2 separate regions of the Homo sapiens genome follow, and region 2 is linked to region 1. A link is an interaction called in ENCODE POLR2A ChIA-PET data of the cell type or tissue named here. Cell type or tissue: OCI-LY7. All regions are shown on one strand. Each heading gives the region's core, and the rest is flanking DNA. Links, peaks and the distances in the headings are about the cores only. Region 1 has its middle 22 kb from the start of MARCHF8. Region 2 has its middle 60 kb from the start of ZFAND4.

What was found. Peaks named below come from ENCODE experiments on the same cell type or tissue, not always from the same donor. Only the 100,000 strongest peaks of a DNase experiment are listed, where the experiment ranks them.
Region 2: POLR2A ChIA-PET joins it to region 1 with 5 read pairs; 4 of 35 experiments call an interaction of 5 or more read pairs at or near these places.

What each region holds. Positions count from the first base shown.
Region 1 is chr10:45,554,963-45,559,365 of GRCh38, forward strand. It overlaps a transcript of MARCHF8 not described here. Among named protein-coding and RNA genes, the nearest start is that of MARCHF8, 22 kb to the left of the region's middle. RefSeq lists an enhancer at 2,472-4,403. In OCI-LY7, for the core only: no CTCF peak of the experiment used is centred there; DNase peaks (open chromatin) are centred at 2,279 and 2,739; H3K4me3 peaks cover 1,341 bases; H3K27ac peaks cover 1,901 bases.
Region 2 is chr10:45,610,346-45,614,748 of GRCh38, forward strand. No RefSeq gene overlaps it. Among named protein-coding and RNA genes, the nearest start is that of ZFAND4, 60 kb to the right of the region's middle. In OCI-LY7, for the core only: no CTCF peak of the experiment used is centred there; no DNase peak of the experiment used is centred there.

The DNA of each region.
Region 1 (4,403 bases), core at 263-4,262:
AAGAATTGCTTGAACCCGGAGGCAGAGGCTGAAGTGAGCTGAGATTGCGCCACTGCATTCCAGCCTGGGCGACAGAGTGAGACTCTGTCTCCAAAAATAAAAATAAGAAATAAAACATTAGCCGGGCGTAGTGGTGCATGCCTGTAATCACAGCTACTCAGGAGGCCAAGGGAAGAGAATCGCTTGAACCTAGAAGGTAGAGGTTGCAGTGAGCTGAGATCATGCCATTGCACTCCAGCCTGGGCAACAAAAGCAACACTCTTGTCTCAAGAAAAAAAGAAGGGACAATTTGATCATTAATAAGAATAACTGTGGCTGGGTAAACTGGTTTGTGCCTTATAGTCCCAGCTACCTGGGAGGGTAAGGAGAGAGGATCACTTGAGACCAGCCTGGGCAACATAGTGAGATCTATCATTAATTAATGTAATTAACTCATTAAAGAATAACTGCAATGAACTTAAGAAATCATCAAACATATTAAATTCACATGCTGGCTGGGCGTGATGGCTCACACCTGTAATCTCAGTACTTTGTGAGGCCGAGGTAGGAAAATCTCTTGAGGGCCAAGAGTTCAAGACCAGCCTGGGCAACACAGTGAGATCCCATCTCTCCAAAAACGATTTCTTTTTTAATTAGCTGTGTTTGGTGGTGCATGCCTGTGGTCCCAGCTACTTGGGAGGCTGAGGCAGGAGGATCGCTTGAGCCCAGGAGGTTGAGGCTGCAATGAGCCATGATTACACCACTGCACTCCAGCCTGAGCGACATTGTAAGACCCTGTCTCAAAAAAAAAAAAAAAGAAAAAGAAAAAGAAAAGAGTATGTGTTTATAATGATACTTTTTAAATAAAGGAAAAAGCACTGGCCATTTTTGGAAATGCTAGGGACCCTCCAAGAGTTGTAAGTAAAGAGAAAGAGTCACTCATTTAACCTGACTTCCCTGTATAAGCTATACCTCTGGGTAACTGAACAGTCTGTAAAAAGAGTCTTCTCTGTACTAGTATTCCAGCGAATAAATGAAAAAGGAATGATGAAATTAGAATTGCAACATCTTGCATGCCCATGATTAAGTAATGGATCTATGTGAAGAATAAGTGGTCACTACTGTTTCAAAGCAAAAAAATCATTTCGCAAAATTCATATATAATAGTATGAGCAAGTGCACAAGATAAACGGCATGATTTTTTCAGTAAATAACATTTCAATAAGACAGAAAATAAGGAAAACCTATAGCTTAAAAGATATTGAAGAAAACCTATCAACCGAATGTAATGTGTAGACCTTGTTTACATCCTGATGCAAACAAATCACAGTACACACAAACACACACACAAAACTGTGAAATAACTTTGGGATGATAGTGGTATTGTGTGATTCATTCTAAGAAAAACAGCCCTTATCTTTCAGTGAAAGTACTAAAATATTTACAGATAAAATGAAAAGAACAAGAATGTACCCCCAAAAATGGACTGGGAGAGGGATATAAAGAAACAAAAGACGCTATGAGTGGATGCCAGCTAGAGCCAGGCACAAGGCGGTTCACGGTATTCTTCCTTTACTTCTGTGTATGTTTTAAATTCTCCATAATAAAAGTTTTGAAACTTTGATGTATGACTGTATGTCTGTATGCTTTAATAATAAAATGTTAATGGCATATAAAATTTTTCAGGATTTCCTGCTTTATGTTAAAACGGCTTCTCCGGTTCTTTCCACAAAAGAGGCATCTGGGGGTCAAGTCCCTTATTTCTCTGAATTATCAACTTAAAGCATAGGGCCTGCTACCCAGGAAGTGCTCAATAAATGTTAAATGAACGAATTCTGTTTGCTATACTTCTCTGCTCTGCTAAACCTTCCAAAACCCTAATCTAGTGATCCAACTTGTAGTAAAGGATGAGTAAATAGAATCAAGTATTAAAAAGACAAAAAATCCAAAACCCTGTATGTACTTAACCTTTTAAGTCTATGTTCCATAAAAAAATGGTTGTTTTTTTCTTGTGGTAAAAAACACAAAACATAAAATTTATCAAATTAACTATCTGTAAGTGTACAGCATTCAACAGTGTTAAGCATATTCACATGGTTGTGAAACAGATATCCAGAATTTTTTCATCTTGCAAAACTGAAACTATACCCATTGAACAACAAAAGGTGCCTATTCTTTTTTTTTTTTTTTTTTTTTTTTTTTGAGACGGGAGTTTCGCTCTTGTTGCCTGGACTGGAGTGCAATGGAACAATCTCGGCTCACTGCAACCTCCGCCTCCCTGGGTCAAGCGATTCTCCTTGCTTCAGCCTCCCGAGTAGCTGAGATTACAGGTGTGCGCCATCACGCCTGGCTAACTTTTCTATTTTTAGTAGAGACGGGGTTTTGCCACGTTGGCCAGGCTGGTCTTGAACTCCTGACCTCAGGTGATCCACCTGCCTCAGCCTCCCAATGTGCTGGGATTACAGACGTGAGACACCACGCCTGGCCCAAAAGGTGCTTATTCTTAATACTTCCTACCCATTGTCTATTCTATCCTACACAGACCTCTAGCTACCACAGCTTTCAAAGTATTATTTTCTGACAATATACATTGTGGATCACCAGCACAATAACATCAAATAGAAAACAACCAGTCCTTAAAGAAAATAGGAAGGGTCTTAAGTCTGACTGTGAACAGAAGACCATACGACCTCCTGTGCAGAGGAAATGAAGATAGGGCTGGAATGTGGTTTCAGGGTCACTCTAAACGGAAGTGAGGAACCAAAACAGGAAGAGGCAGGCCCACAGCTAAGAGGAGGCCACACGGGCTGCAGAAGGACTCATTCCATGTCTGCATTTAACAAAGGCTTACCACTGCTTAGGCAGCCCCATAACAATGATGGAAAGGCCCCTGGTAAGCACACAGACTCACAGGTGCCTTAGGTCAGGTACCTGGGGAAGCACTATGCAAGTCTCATTCAACAGACTTTTAGTTAAATATGCTTATGCAGGCCTGCAAAAAAAATGACTTAGCTATAAATTTGGTAATAATAACTTAGTATATTATGTAAGAAATGTCAATGATCAGTATCAGTGACCAGTGATCACTGATATTTTTCCATGTGTTACTATAGTTCTAATTATCTTTGGTAATAGATGAACGCTTAGTCAATCACTCCTTTTTCAAAATCATTTTCATACATTATTCTTCAGAAGCATGACTCCTAGCCTGAGTCTGCACTGGGACAACTCCAGGAAAGATAGAGATTTTGTACATGACTGAGGATAATAGCAGAGTCAAGGCAGACAAGGACCTGTTTACCAAAAGCACCTAGAAATCTCCAGGGGGCAGGGATCTTGGGGAACGGACATTCATTCTACAGCAAGAGTTCAGGTTAATCCAAAGAAAGCCACAGACCATGAGAAGAGAGTAGTGGCTTGGAGGACAACATGGTATCTGTCATTCACACTATCCTACATAAAAGCAAGGGATGATAGTGGTATTGTGTGATTTGTTCTAAGAAGAACAATCAAATTAAAGGCATTCTCAAAAGGCTCTGAAGAACAGTAACACTTCAAGGAATCAGCAGCACGGAAAGCAGCAGCTGTTGCCACAGGACTGACAGCAGCGTGGGTAACAAGGAACATCCTGATGGCCACAGCCATGACAGTTGACCTATCAACCAAACGATCTTTGCACTGACAACAGTGGCTGCACTTCTGGTGCCAGGCGCACGGTGGTGGCTCTCAGTTCTGCCTCCAGCACTAGCAGGCTGTGTGTACATACAAACATACATATGTGTATGTATGTATAACACCCAGCTACTGACAGTGAGACCGGAGAGCATGCGGGGAGAAAATGGGAGCAGAGGTACAAAGGATCTTTCACCTCTTCAATATTAACTGTTTTATAATTATGTAGTACCACAAATAAAACTTCTATTTTGAATAAATAGAACAGAACACATTGAGGCCTAAAGGGAAGAAATATGTAGTAAAATCAGAAAAAAGAATTTATAATAAAGTCCCACTTGTGCTTTGACAATTCTTGCCTTTTAAACCAAGTAATATTCCAAGTAAATACATCTTTAAAGAAAGAAAAGGTATAGTTTAAGATGTAGTAATTTATGGCAATTTCAATTATTCAGGAGGAATATGTATTTTAGGAAAGGAATGAATAACTTTAGCCCTGTCATCATCTGGAAATTAGAAGTTGGTAAACATACCGTAAATCTAACCTGCCTGTATGCTTTTCACCTTACGGCTCTGGGTAAGAATGAATGCCATAACATATGTGAAAATCACTTGCAAACTATACGGTGGTATGTACATAGATGATAGTTAAGTTTCTACCATCACAAATGTGCTATAATTTTTTTATCTGACTTTATATTACAGAACACAGTATAATGAATTTTTAAGAAATACAATGGTCCCTAAGGCTA
Region 2 (4,403 bases), core at 404-4,403, 56 kb after region 1:
AGAACAGAGGAAGTCCTGAAATATTTCAAACACTGATGTGCTCAAAGTTTTGTTTCTGTAAGCTCACTCTGGCTAAGTGTAGAAACAGGTTGTAAAGGGCATAGAAGTAATTCAGGGAGCCTAGGTAGGGACCTATTGCAATAGCTCAGGTAAAAGCTATGGTAACATGGACTAGTCTAACTGCAGTAGAATAGGGAATTTGAAATAACTGACTTATGGACTGAATGTTTGTCCCCCCTCCCACAAATTTCTATGTTGAAGCCCTAACCCATGCATGGCTGTATTTGGAGTAAGAAAGTAATTAAGGCTAAAGAGGTCATGAGAGTAGGGCCCTAATCTAATAGGACTGATATCTTTATAAGAAAGAACACTGAAGAGCTTGTTGTCTCCCCACTGCCCCTCACTCTGCTGCACATGTACCAAGGAAAGGCCAGGTGAGAACACAGCAAGGACGCTGCCATTTGCAAGCCAGGAAGAGAGCCCTTACCCACAAAGAACCCTGCTGAACTTTGATTTGGGACTTCTAGAATCCAGAACTGTGAGAAAACAAATTTCTGTTGTTTAAGCCACCCAGTCGTCCCTTGGTATCCATGGGGGATTTGTTCTAAGATCCCCTGTAGAACCCAAAATCCATGGATGCTCAAGTCTCTTATATAAAATGGCATAGTATTTCCACATAACCTATGCCCATCCTCTTGTAATTACACTGCCTTATTTAGAGAATGAGAGGGAAAAAAAGTCTGTACATGTTCAACATAGATGCAAATATCCTTTTTTAACGGAAATATTTTTATCCCCAGTTGGTTGAATCTATGGATGTGGAACCCTTAGATATGGAGGACCAACTATACTTTGTTGTGGCAGCCTGAAGATAAATACAGATTTTGGTACCAAAAAGTGGTATTTCTGTAACAAATACCTAAAAATGTGGAAGTGGCTTTGGAACTGGGTAATGGTGAGAGGCTGGAGGAGTTTTAACATGCATGCTAAAAAAAAAGTCTATAGTGTCCTGAAGGACTGTTGATAGCTATGGTCCAACAGATGATTGAATTAAAGGTAACTCTTATAAGGGCTCAGAAAGAAAAGAGGAGAGCCAGAGAGAAAGCCTCCATATTCTTACAGAATACATATATCATCATCAACAGAATGTTCGTGGGCATGATGGACTTTAAAGGCCCGTCTGGTGAAGTCTTAGGTAGAAATGCAGAACAGGTTAATAGAAACAAAGGAGATTCTTGTTATAAAATAGAAAGAAATAAATAGTTGTGTTCTAGTGTTTTGTGGAAGGCAGAAATTGTGAGCAATGAAACTGGATCTAAATTTAGCTAAGGAGATTTCTAAGCAAAGTATTGAAGGAGCAACTTGGTTTCTCTACCACTTAAAATGCAAGGAGATAAAGCGAAGGAATTTTAAGCAAAAAGAAACTAGAACTTGAAGATATAGAAAATTCTCAAGCCTATCCACATTGCGAAGAAATGAGAAAGCTTGTTTGGAAGAGAACATTAAAGGTGTGGTTGAACAACCATTTGATAACATTAGTGTGGGTGTGAACTACAGATTTAATCAGCCACCTGAGCAGAAGCCAAGAATAGAGATGGGATTGTACCAGCAGAGATACTGTCAGCCAGGACTAAAGGGGACAGGAAAAATCAGAATGGAATGAAAGAAGGCTGTAGGACTTCTCAGATTCTACAGAAACAGACAACAGAGCTATCTGGCTGTGAGCATGAGCTACCCTTTTAAAAAGTGAAGAATGGCCCCAAAAGTGATTCAAATACTGTCCGTGAACCACAGCCTGCCATTCTCACCACAGGCCTAAGAGGCAGGGCTAGTTCCTCCTCCATTTCAAAGGGTGGGGCTTTTTCACTCAGGGGAGGCCAGGATCCCACTGCCCAATGCCTCAGGGACAAGGCTGAGGCCCAGTGCCATAAGGGTGACAGTGCAAGTGGGCCTGGAGGGCATAGCATCAAACCAAAAAGAATAATTCTAGAGCCTTAAGACCTAATGGGATTTGCCTTGCCAGGTTTGGGGACTTGCTTGGGACTTGTCATCCTTTTTTTCTTTCTTGTTTCTCCTTTCTGAGATGGCATGTCTTTCCTATGCCCGTCCCATCATTGTGTTTTGGAAGAGCATATTGTCTGGTTTCACAGGTTCACAGCTGGAGAGGAATTTTGCCTCAGAATGAATGGTACCAAAAGTCTCGGCCATACCTGATTTATGCTTACATTAGGCTTTGGATTTTAGACTTTAGAGTTGATACTTAAACAAGTTAAGACTTTTAGTGTGGTTGGGATGGAAGAGAATATATCTACATGTGACAAGAACACAGATTTTGGCAGGCCACGGACAGTATGTTACAGATTGAACGCATGTGCCCCCCACTTCAAAATTCCCACTTTGAAGCCCTAACCCCTAGTGTGGCTGTATTTGGAGTAAGACAGTAATTAAGATTAAATTAAGTAATAAGGGTGGGGCCCTGATCTGACAAGACTAGTGTCCTTAGAAGAAGAGACACCAGATAGCACTCATGCTCTTCTCCCACCCACAACCCACTTTGTGTGTACACATTGAACAAAGGCCATGTGAGGACAAAGCAAGAAGGCAGCTGTCTACAAGCCAGGAAGAGAGCCCTCACCAGAAACTGACCCTGTTGGACCTTGATCTGAGACTTCTAGCTTATAGAACTGTGAGAAAAATTTCTGTAGGTTATGGTACTTTGTTATGGCAGCCTGAAAAGACTAATACACTGACAAAAATTAGGAAGTATTGAGGTAATGTGTTGTTAAGCTAATTCCTCACTTTTAATAGTAGAGTAGAATAAAATAACGTCTAAAATATACTGGCTAGTGTTATGATGGTAACAACTAGAAAAACTAAAATTAATTATTAGAAGAAATTGGAGGGGGGTGTCTATGATAAAATTTTACTTTTTAACCCTTAGTTTTTCTAAAGCTATGTATATTAGTTTCATCAACCATTTCAAAAGTTTAACTTAATTTTCAAAGAAAACTTAAAATATCATGCCTTCATTCCTTAAATTTCATTGTTTTATTTTTATGATTTTTGCTATATTAATCCTTGCCAATTTTAAACCAACATTTTTAACCTAAATCAATTTATTTTACATTATTTTCAACTTAAGCTGCTTATACTTACATTTTCCAATACATTAAAATATATAATTATTACAAATGTTCACCCATGTAATACCTAAAATTATCTCACGTTCCAGGAGTGGTAGACGGCTTACACTTTGAAAAACATGACTAGATGCAAAATTTGAGTATTCGTCTTGATGGCTTAAAAACATATTAAACATAGGCTGGATACGGTGGCTCATGCCTGTAATCCCAGCACTTTGGGAGCCTGAGACGGGTGGATCACGGGGTCAAGAGACTGAGACCATCCTGGCCAACATGGTGAGACCCTGTCTCTACTAAAAATATAAAAATTAGCTGGGCGTGGTGGTGCGCACCTGTAGTCCTAGCTACTCAGGAGGCTGGGGCAGGAGAATCACTTGAACCGGAGGCAGAGGTTGCAGTGAGCTGAGATCATGCCACTGTACTCCAGCCTGGCAACAGAGTGAGACTCCATCTAAAAAAAAAGAAAAAAAAAAGAAAAATCACATTAAACATATATGAGAAAATGAATTCCTGTCTTTTAAAAAATAATTGTCTCCACAAGTTACACGTACACTGATAGGATTTTAAGGACACCTGAGTATTTGGATTTCCCTTTTTAGAATGATTACATTAAATATAACCTGAAAATATTCCACATAGCCAAAAGTTAAAAATTTAAAACTTTTAGTGCTGTTAAAACTAAATGCTGTTTTAAAAAAATCCAGAAACTGAACTTCGTTACATAAAATGGGCTTAGCTAAATAAAACAATATAAATGCCTTTTTTAAAAAAGCATGGGCCAGGTGCAGTGGCTCATGGCTGTAATCCCAGCGCTTTGGGAGGCCAAGGTGGGCAGATCACTTGAGGTTAGGAGTTCAAGACTGGCCTGGCTAACATGGTGAAACCTCTTCTCTACTAAAAATACAAAAATTAGCCAGGCATGGTGGTGGGCACCTGTAATCCCAGCTACTCGGGAGGCTGTGGCAGGAGAATCACATGAACCCAGGAGGTAGAGGTTGCAGTGAGCCAAGATCGCACCACTGCACCCAGCCTGGGTGACACAGCAAGACTCTATGTCAAAAAAAAAAAAAAATCACGGTTAAGTTGTCCAATGCATCAATTTATTCAACTAATGTTTAACCAGTACCTACAGGCAATCTACTCTGCTAATTACTGGAAATGCAAAGACAGATACAATGTCTCTAAAATTTGGAATGTGTCTGTGTAAGAATTTAAAGCATAAAGAAATGCCCCTCAATATAATGATATAACTTGTTGAAT